Linked DNA regions of Homo sapiens: region 2 is linked to region 1. Evidence: chromatin contacts called from ENCODE Hi-C or POLR2A ChIA-PET data. All regions are on one chromosome and are shown on one strand. The core of a region is the stretch at or near the end of the contact, and the rest is flanking DNA. Distances in the headings are between cores, read along the strand shown.

Evidence for each region. Hi-C counts contacts between places; a loop is a spot of excess contacts on that map. ChIA-PET counts read pairs that join two places held with the same protein, here RNA polymerase II (POLR2A). Pooled maps may share reads with other maps.
Region 2: a map with no recorded cell type shows a loop between it and region 1 (10-fold over the local background). The contact joins two enhancer-like sites. A Hi-C loop is called at or near these places in 2 of 37 single-sample maps with no recorded cell type and 2 of 50 pooled maps. POLR2A ChIA-PET finds 5 or more read pairs at or near these places in 2 of 52 experiments (HEK293 and activated T-cell).

Annotation. Positions count from the first base shown.
Region 1 is chr1:235,952,162-235,956,665 of GRCh38, reverse strand. All of the region lies in intron 2 of LINC02768 (long intergenic non-protein coding RNA 2768), which reads left to right. It overlaps LOC105373215 (a long non-coding RNA gene), which reads right to left. Exons shown (of 5, transcript XR_002958490.2): 4 at 1,634-1,793. Among named protein-coding and RNA genes, the nearest start is that of LINC02768, 18 kb to the left of the region's middle. Within about 2 kb of position 1,830, at least 9 of the 41 ENCODE cell types and tissues checked have a DNase peak (open chromatin) inside an H3K27ac peak, as active enhancers do.
Region 2 is chr1:236,118,941-236,123,444 of GRCh38, reverse strand. No RefSeq gene overlaps it. Among named protein-coding and RNA genes, the nearest start is that of GPR137B, 21 kb to the left of the region's middle. RefSeq lists an enhancer at 2,648-2,767. Within about 2 kb of position 2,709, at least 3 of the 41 ENCODE cell types and tissues checked have a DNase peak (open chromatin) inside an H3K27ac peak, as active enhancers do.

The DNA.
Region 1 (4,504 bases), core at 581-3,080:
GTTATGGGTTGACTTGTGTTCCCCCAAAAAGATATTTTGAAGCCCTAATCCCAGTACCTCAGAATGTCATATTTGGATTAAGGTGTTTGCAGATGTAGCTGAGTTAAGATGAGGTCATTAGGATGGACCTTAATACAATATGACCGGTGTCCTTATTAAAAAGGAGTGAAAAGCCTGCTGGGATTTTGATAGGGATTGTGTTGCATCTACAGGTCACTCTGGGGAGATTTGCCATCTTAATAACATTGAGGCTTCCAATCCATGAACATGGACTGTTTCTCCATTTATTTAAGAAGGGCTATAATTCCTAAGCAACTATTACACTCAGGCCCTTAGCCTAAATCACATATGGTGTGCCATTTACTGATGTGGCATCTGAGGCCACAGACGTTAGGAAGACTATGAAGATGACACATGGCTAGCATGCTGGGATTCGAGGCTCCATCTGTGTGACGCTGTTTCCACTTCATCCTGTTGCTTCTTCTCACTGTTAAGGTGGCTGACAGCGCCCCAGCTATCTCTAGTTTAGGGCACTTCACTGGCATAACTGGTTGTCTTAAAAAAGAGAAGAGAGATTGATTGCAAACAAAAGAGAGATTGGATTCTCTATAGTGACCTGGAAATATGTTCAAGATACAGACGTAAGTGAGTAAGGAAGTCACAGAACTGTGTATATTTTATGGCCTATTTTTATACAAACAAAGACTTATGTGTATTTGCACTTAGGGAAGGCCTGGAAGACGATCCAAGAAATTCTTAACAGTGACTCTCTCCAGGGAGGATAACAGTGATCATGGTCAGATTAATGAGGACTTTGACTTTTCATCTTACATTATTGTCTATAGTCATTAGGATATTTTACTATAAGCAGCTGGACGTGGTGGCTCATGCCTGTAATCCCAGCACTTTGGGAGGTTGAGGTGGGAGGATCATTTGAGCCCAGGAATTTGAGAATAGCCTGGGCAACATAGTGAGACCCTGTCTCTACAAAAAATCTAAAAATTAGCAAGGCGTGGTGGCTTACACCTGTAGTCCTAGCTACTAAGGAGGCTGAGGTAAGAGGATGGTTTAATCAGAGGCTGAGGTGGGAGAATGACTTGAGCCCAGGAGTTTGAGTCTGCAGCAAGCTATGATTGTGCCACTGCACTGGGTGCAAAAAAAAAATTAGAAAAAAAAAATATATATATATGACTATAAACATGCATTTCCCCCTTACGCAGGAGTATCCAATCTTTTGGCTTCCCTCGGCCACATCAGAAGAAGAATTGTCTTGGGCCACATATAAAATACACTAACGCTAACGATACTGATGTATTGCAAAACAATCTTATAATATTTTAAGAAAGTTTACGAATTTGCACTGGGCCACATCCAAAGTCATCCTGGGTCACATGTGGCCTGCAGGCTATGGGTTAGACAAGCTTGCATTGAAAGAATCGAGTTGGGTGGTAATGGGGTAAGATTTTCCCATATTGCCAATTGTAGAACCTCGAAAATGGGAAGTTGTCTGGTTCCGCTTCACAACCGTAGTGACTGTGGAGTAACAGCCTTCTGAGAATGCACCTTGCAGGAATGAGAGCAGAGGAGGAAGTTGCACACAAGCACATGCACATATGCACCTGAGGGAACACACCTGTATCTGTCATTCCCCAGGGCTGAGTGGAGCTGCTGCCCGAAGACTAGGCTGCCAGCTGTTCCTCTGGGGTGCGTAGGCCACTTACCCCATCTCCAGAGCCACTCACCCATGGCTGCTGCGGGCCTTGCAGCAGTTCCTGTTTGGGGATGAAGGTAGCCTGTGAAAGTGACAAAGAGGAAGCTGTGGCTGCAACAGTGAGAGCATGGTGTGGGGGGGCCCCCTGCCCTTTGCCCTCTAGTAATGGGATTCTCCTGGGCACCTGTGCAAATGGCTCAGCAGGAGACGGAACGCTCCCTAGTGGAGACCATGGAGTAGGTGAGATCTTCATACTGATTCTCCTTCTCCCTTCTCCTGTTATTGCCCCTTACCCAACAACCTTCCCCGTCCCCTCCACACCCCACCCTTCCCTCCACTGGGGTGCTTGTTTTTGAGTTGGAGTCTCGCTCTGTTACCCAGGCTGGAGTGCAGTGGCATGATCATAGCTTACTGCAGCCTTGAATTCCTGGGCTCAAACAATCCTCCAACCTCATTCCCTTGAGTCACTGGGACTACAGACACAGGCCACTATGCCTCTGTTTTTTTTTTTTTTTTCTTCTAACTTTTGTAGAGACAGGGTCTCCCTATGTTGCCCACACTGGAGATTGGGGCATTTTCACACTGCATTGAAATGACCACCTCCCAAACTGGCCTGTGAGTGTTTTGAAGGTAGGGACTCTTCTCACTGATCTTTGCTTTCCTGATACCTAGAATCATACTGGGTACATAGCAGGCACCTCATAAATATTGGTTGGATGAATAGAAGGATGGAGCTAAAGCAATGAAAGCTGACATATTTCCACCCAAAACAAATGTTCCTCCATTCCAAACTCTCTCCCATTGCCTAGATGTGGCCTCACATCTCAGTCTGCTTTCCAGTGAGTATATTCCTCTGCACACACACAAGCACACCGTGGGAGACACCGGTGTTGTCCTCACTGGTCCTCCTAAACATCCAAATGCATAGCAGCCTGTGAGAACAAGACAAGCCACAGGCCAGGAGAAAATATTTGCAAAACACATGTCTGATGACTGATGTCCAAAATATGCCAAGAACTCTTATACTCAACCATAAGAAAAGAGATGGCCTAATTAGAAAATGAGCAAAAGATCTGAACAGATACTTCACCAAAAAAGATATACAGATGGCAAGTAAGCATAGGTAAAGAGGCTTAACATCAAATGTCATTCAGAAATTATGAATTAAGTCAACAGTGAGATACAACTGCACACTTATTAGAACAGCTCAAATTCAAAACACTGAGAATGTCAAACATACTGAGAAACCAAGAACCCTGAGAACATGCTGGTGAGGATGGGAGCCACAGAAACTCTCATTCATTGCTGATGGGAATGCAACGTGGTGCAGCCACTTCGGAGCACAGTGTGATCATTTCTTGCAAAGCTAAATACAGTCTTGCCATAAGATCCAGCAATCATGCTCCTTGGTATTTACTCAAATGAGTTAAAAACTTACAACTACACAAAAAACTGCACACAGATGTTTATAGCAGCTTTATTCATAATTACCAAAACCTGGAGACAATCAAGATGTCTTTAAGCAGGCGAATGGATAAACAAACTATGGAACACCCAGACAACGGCATGTTATTCAGGGCTAAGACGAAATGAGCTATTGAGCTCTGAGAAGACATGGAAGAAACTTACATGCATATTACTAAGTGAAAGAAGCCAATCTGAAAGGCTACATATTATGTAATTCCACTCTATGACACTGGAAAAGGCAAAACAATAGAGACAGTTAAAAAAAAATCTGTGGTTTTGGGGTAAGGTGGGGTGGGGAAGGGATGACTAGTGGAGCAGAGGGGATTTCTCGGGCAGTGAAACTATCCTGTGTGATACTACAATGATGGCTACATGCCATGATACATTTGTCTAAACCCATAGACTGTGTAACACCAAGGGGAAGCCCTAATGTAAACTTTGGACATTAGTTAGTAATAATGTATCAATATGGGCTCATTGATTTGAAAATGTATACCACACAAATGCAAGATAATAATAGAGGCTAAGGAGTGTATGGAGAACTCTCTCTACTTCCTGCTTGATTTTTTCTGTCAGCACAAAATAGTTCAAAAAATAAAGTCTAGGCTGGGTGCAGTGGCTCATGCCTGTAATCCTAGCACTTTGGGAGGCCAAGGCGGGCAGATCACCTGAGGTCAGGAGTTCAAGACCAGCCTGGCCAACATGGTGAAACCCCACCTCTACTAAAATACAAAAATTAGCCAGGCATGATGGCAGGTGCCTGTAATCCCAGCTACTTGGAAGGCTGAGGCAGGAGAATCGCTTGAACCCAGGAGACAGCAGTTGCAGGAAGCCGAGATCATGCCACTGCACTCCAGTCTGGGTGGCTGAGCAAGACTCCGTCTCAAAATAAATAGGTTGGGCGCAGTGGCTCACGCCGGTAATCCCAGCACTTTGGGAGGCCGAGGCGGGCAGTTCACGAGGTCAGGAGATCCAGACCATCCTGGCTAACACAGTGAAAACCCATCTCTACTAAACATACAAAAAATTACCCGGGCGTGGAGGCGGGCACCTGTAGTCCCAGCTACTCGGGAGGCTGAGGCAGAAGAATGGCGTGAACCCAGGAGGCGGAGCTTGCAATGAGCCGAGATCGCACCATGGCACTCCAGCCTGGGTGACAGAGCAAGACTCTGTCTCAATAAATACATACATACATACATACATACATACATACATACATACATACATACAGTCTGTTACAGAGAGAGAGTGGGCAGCCCCTGCCACCTTATTATTTGGCCTATAAACACATCAGGATATTCGCAATAACACGTTGCTGCTGGGATC
Region 2 (4,504 bases), core at 1,460-3,959, 170 kb before region 1:
TGTGTTGGTTTCAAGATCATTAGTTAATCAAATCCACCAACAGATTTACTAAATGTACTGAATTTACTAAAGATTTACCTGGTGTTGGGCATGGAGCAAGACAGTTGGAAAGCTTGCAAGGGTAAGACATGATCCTGTAGGGGAAGTGCTTTCATGGTTACTTGTAGGCAGATATAGAAACTCTGGAAAATAGAAAGAGTGAATAATACTGAGTATTTGATCACACACTGAGGACTGTGGTCCATAATGGTTTAATTGTATATTTTAAAATGGCAGCCAGGCGCAGTGGCTCACGTCTGTAATCCCAGCAGTTTGGGAGGCCGAGGCGGGTGGATCACCCAAGGTCAGGAGTTCGAGACCAGTCTGGCTAACGTGGCAAAACCCCGTCTCTACTAAAAATACAAAAATTAGCCAGGCATAGTGGCGGGCGCCTGTAGTCCCAGCTACTCGACAGGCTTAGGCAGGAGAATTGCTGGAATCCGGGAGGCAGAGTTTGCAGTGAGCCGAGATAGGGCCACTGCACTCCAGCCTGGGCAACAGAGCAAGACTCCATCTCAGAAAATAAAGTAAAATAAAATAAAAAAAAAAAATAAACTCTGGAATGCTATGAATAAAACCAATAGTAATGGTTAAGGGTGGGACCTGGGGAGGTGTGGACAGAGGAGCAAGGGAACGTTGTCACTGTATGCATTTTGTATATTTTTATTTTTTTGAGTTGTTTATCTACTTGGCCTGTTCACAAAAATTATGTTGAGAGGGACAGAGAGACAGAGTGTTTGTCAGACATGAGCCCCTCCTCAAGGGGCTTATAACTAGTCACGTTGGCATTAGGCCTTGGCTTTAACAACACAGCAAGGCTAAAATGATTTCACTTTCTCCAGGCAAGAGCCTATGAGAGTAAATGGGACTAGAACCATGATCCTTACTTTGCAAGTAAAGAACTGAGGTCAAGAGAGAGCATGTGGATACGACCCCATGGTGAGTCGGGGTTCACGCCTGAACACAGGGAAAAGTCCCTGATTCATCATTTGAAACCCTCTTCACTGCGTATGTGGTTGGCCCTTTGAGAAGTTGATGGAAGTTTCTGTTAAAGTCATTCAAAGAATATGTTTTGAGTCAAAATGCCCATGGTCCCTGGCCTCTTGGGGTTCACATTTTAGTGGAGAAAATAAGGTAGATACTCAAATGAGCCTATGAGTACACGTTGTAGTAAGTCCGATGAAGAGGAAAAAGAGATGCTACGAGGAGGAATAGCCAGGGACAACACTTGGGCTTGGGTGGTCAGGGGAAGCTCTGGCTCATTGACATTCAGCTGAGATCCACCGAGCTACGAGAGGGCTGTTGAGGTGTGGACAGGACTGTAAAAGGGAAGGGTCATTCCTTGAGCCCAAAGCCTGTGGTCTTCTAATACAATGTCATTCGTGGGTTCCCTGTTGGCTCATCAGCTACCAAGCTTGGTACCAGGCAATTTGGGATAGGATGAAAACAAAGTCGAAAACATGCTCTTTGACCCCAAAAAACTTACCTCCTAATTGGAGAAGTGAAAATAACCCAGAAACAACCACAGAGTGCTTTAGAGAGTCATGGGATATGGCCGGGCATGGTGGCTCACGCCTGTAATCCCAGCATTTTGGGAGGCTGAGGCGGGTGGATCACCTGAGGTCAGGAGTTCAAGACCACCCTGGGCAACATGGTGAAACCCCATCTCTACTAATAATACAAAAATTAGCTGGGCATGGTGGCGCGTGCCTGTAATCCCAGCTACTCGGGAGGCTGAGGCAGGAGAATCGCTTGAACCCGGGAGGCAGAGGCTGTGGTGAGCCGAGGTCGTGCCGCTGCACTCCAGCCTGGGCAACAACAGCAAACTCCATCTCCAAAACAACAACAACAAAAAAGAGTCTTGGGTTAGGGGAGGAAAGAAGGAGAGATGCAACCAGGTGTGATTGATTTAGCAGGTGGAAAAGTGGGGAAGGCCTACCAGGCAGAGAATCGAGGTGGGTAGACTAGTCTCGTGGAGACAGACCATGGTCCTGGAGTCATTGATGTTGAATCCCAGCTCCTCCGTGTGCCCGCTGGGTGACACTGGGCAAGTTATTTTTTCTGTCCAAACTTCAGTCTTCTAATCTGGAAATCAAGTTATGTTTTCTACTTCTTATGTGGCTGCAAACATTAAATGAAGTAAGATGAATGTAGGATTTTGGAGAACGAAATGCCTGTGGCCCACAGCTGCCTACGATGTAGGGGTGGCACATCTCCCGGGGGGCGAAGCTGGGTGAATTTCCAGTGTCAGCTGCAACCACCAGCTCAGCCTCCTGCTTAGTAACCATCTTTACGACTACAGACAGCAGTCCTCATCTCTGCCCCCTAATTAGCAGTCCTAACTAAGTGATAGGTGGGTTTGGTGGAAACCACACACAACTACCGAGGAAACCAGCTGGGTTTGTCAAAGGAAACCAATCTCCCTGTCCCTCTCCGTGCCCCTCTCTGTTCCCCTCTCCCTCCCCACTTCTCTTCCCTTTCCTTCTCTGCAGTGACCTAGGATCTCACTCAGTACAGCCGGCTTTCAAAGAACTCTAGGCAGAATCGCTCTCTCCTCGATGAGTCAAATCTAAGGCCATTTATCTCAACCCGTAACGTGAAAATAGTGAAAATCAAGAGTGAAACAGAAGTTGTTTCCTCTCGAGAATCAAGAGTGAAACGAAAGTTATATTTCCTCTAGAGAATCAAGAGTGAAATGGAAGTTGTTTCCTCTAGAGAAGCCCCTTGAATAACTTGGACATTTCTATCAGCAACCGTCTTCTAGAATCAGGTCACAATCAAGGGTGAGGGGAGAAGTCTGTGATTCCCAGCACCATGAGAGGATGCAGCCACCACTTTGATACCTTGGAAAATGTGGATCAGTTTAATCTGAAAAATGTTGAACAATCTTCAAACACAGATGTCCCCACTTTCTGGATTTTCGGGTTGAAAGAGATGGAAAATACTCCTTTGTTTTACACCTGAAGGCTGCTGGGCCTTCTGAGATCTGCTAGTCAGCGGCAGATGTAGAAAAAACCAGGACTCAAGTTTTCTGATGCAGAGATGTCTTTCAGCCGCACCGCTCTGCCTGTGTCTCGGTCTGGTGTGGGCTCATCTAAAGCAGCAAGCTCTCGTAGACTGTGATCCGGAGGCGGGAAGCATCCCCCTCTCCACCCTCCTTAAAATGCCTCCCCCTAAGAAGTCTTTCTACTCCAGTCCAGGATTACAACACTTACTTTATTTCCTTTATTTTCTTAGGACCATGCAGAGACTGCGTACATTTCCTCTAAGGCTTTGTCACCCCGTGAGGTCCCTCAGTAGAAAGGATGTTTACATAGTGGGAAGGGTCAGAACTTTCCAAGACCTGATGTCCAGTCCTTACTCTGCCCCTTACTGATTTTCACTCCATCGAGACAATGATCTCTTTTCTAGAGCAGCGCACATTTATTTATTCATTGTCCAAATATAAGGTACACTAAGCACTGAGACATAAAGAGGACAAGCAAGACCTCCCCGACGCCCCTACCCCTGCTTCCAGGACCTTGCTCTGTTGTGGAGACAGATGGGCACACGGGCAACTACATCATATGTTCTAGGATAAAGCGACCATGTATGCAGAGACAGGGAGGCATGAGGCAGCCTGGGCTTCCAGCACTGGGACTGCAGACGGTTCTACTGCAGACTGTAAAGGGGTGGAGTGGGATGGGGATATTGTTAGAGGTCACCAGGGGCCAGATGACAAGGGACATCCTATATCTAACTAAAGAGGTTAGATGTTATCATGTCAGCTCAGGCCGCCCTTGTAGACTTGAGGGCAGGATCACACTTTCCTGGTAGAAAGATCGTAGTTGTCTAATTAGCAAGGCCAGAGGCAGGCAAACCAGGCAAGTGCTTATTGAAACGTTGCAGGGAGTGAGGATGAGTTCCTGAGGCAGGAGAAGGAGAAGCCTGAAGAAAAGAACCTGCTTGAGTCCAGGAGTTCGAGACCAGCCTGGGCAACATAGCGAGACCCTGTCTCTATCTAAAAAATAAAATAAAATAAAAAGGGGAGACTAATTTAAAAACATGAAAAGAGGCCGGGTGGTAGCTCACGCCTGTAATCCCAGCTACTTGAGAGGCTGAGGCAGGAAAATCGCTTGAGCCAGGGAGGTGGAGGTTGCAGTGAGCCGAGATCACGCCATTGCACTCCAGCCTGGGTGACAGAGCGAGACTCCGTCTCAAAACATAAAAACATGAAAAGGGGCCAGGCACAGTGGCTTACGCCTGTAATCCCAGCACTTTGGGAGGCCGAGGCCCGCAGATCAACTGAGGTCAGGAGTTCAAGGCCAGCCTGGCCAATGTGGTGAAACCCCATCTCTTACTAAAAATACAAAAATTTAGCCTGGCGGGTTGGTGAGCGCTTGTAATCCCAGCTACTCGGGAGACTGAGGCAGGAGAATTACTTGAACCAGGGAGGTGGAGGTTGCAGTGAGCCGAGACCTACCCC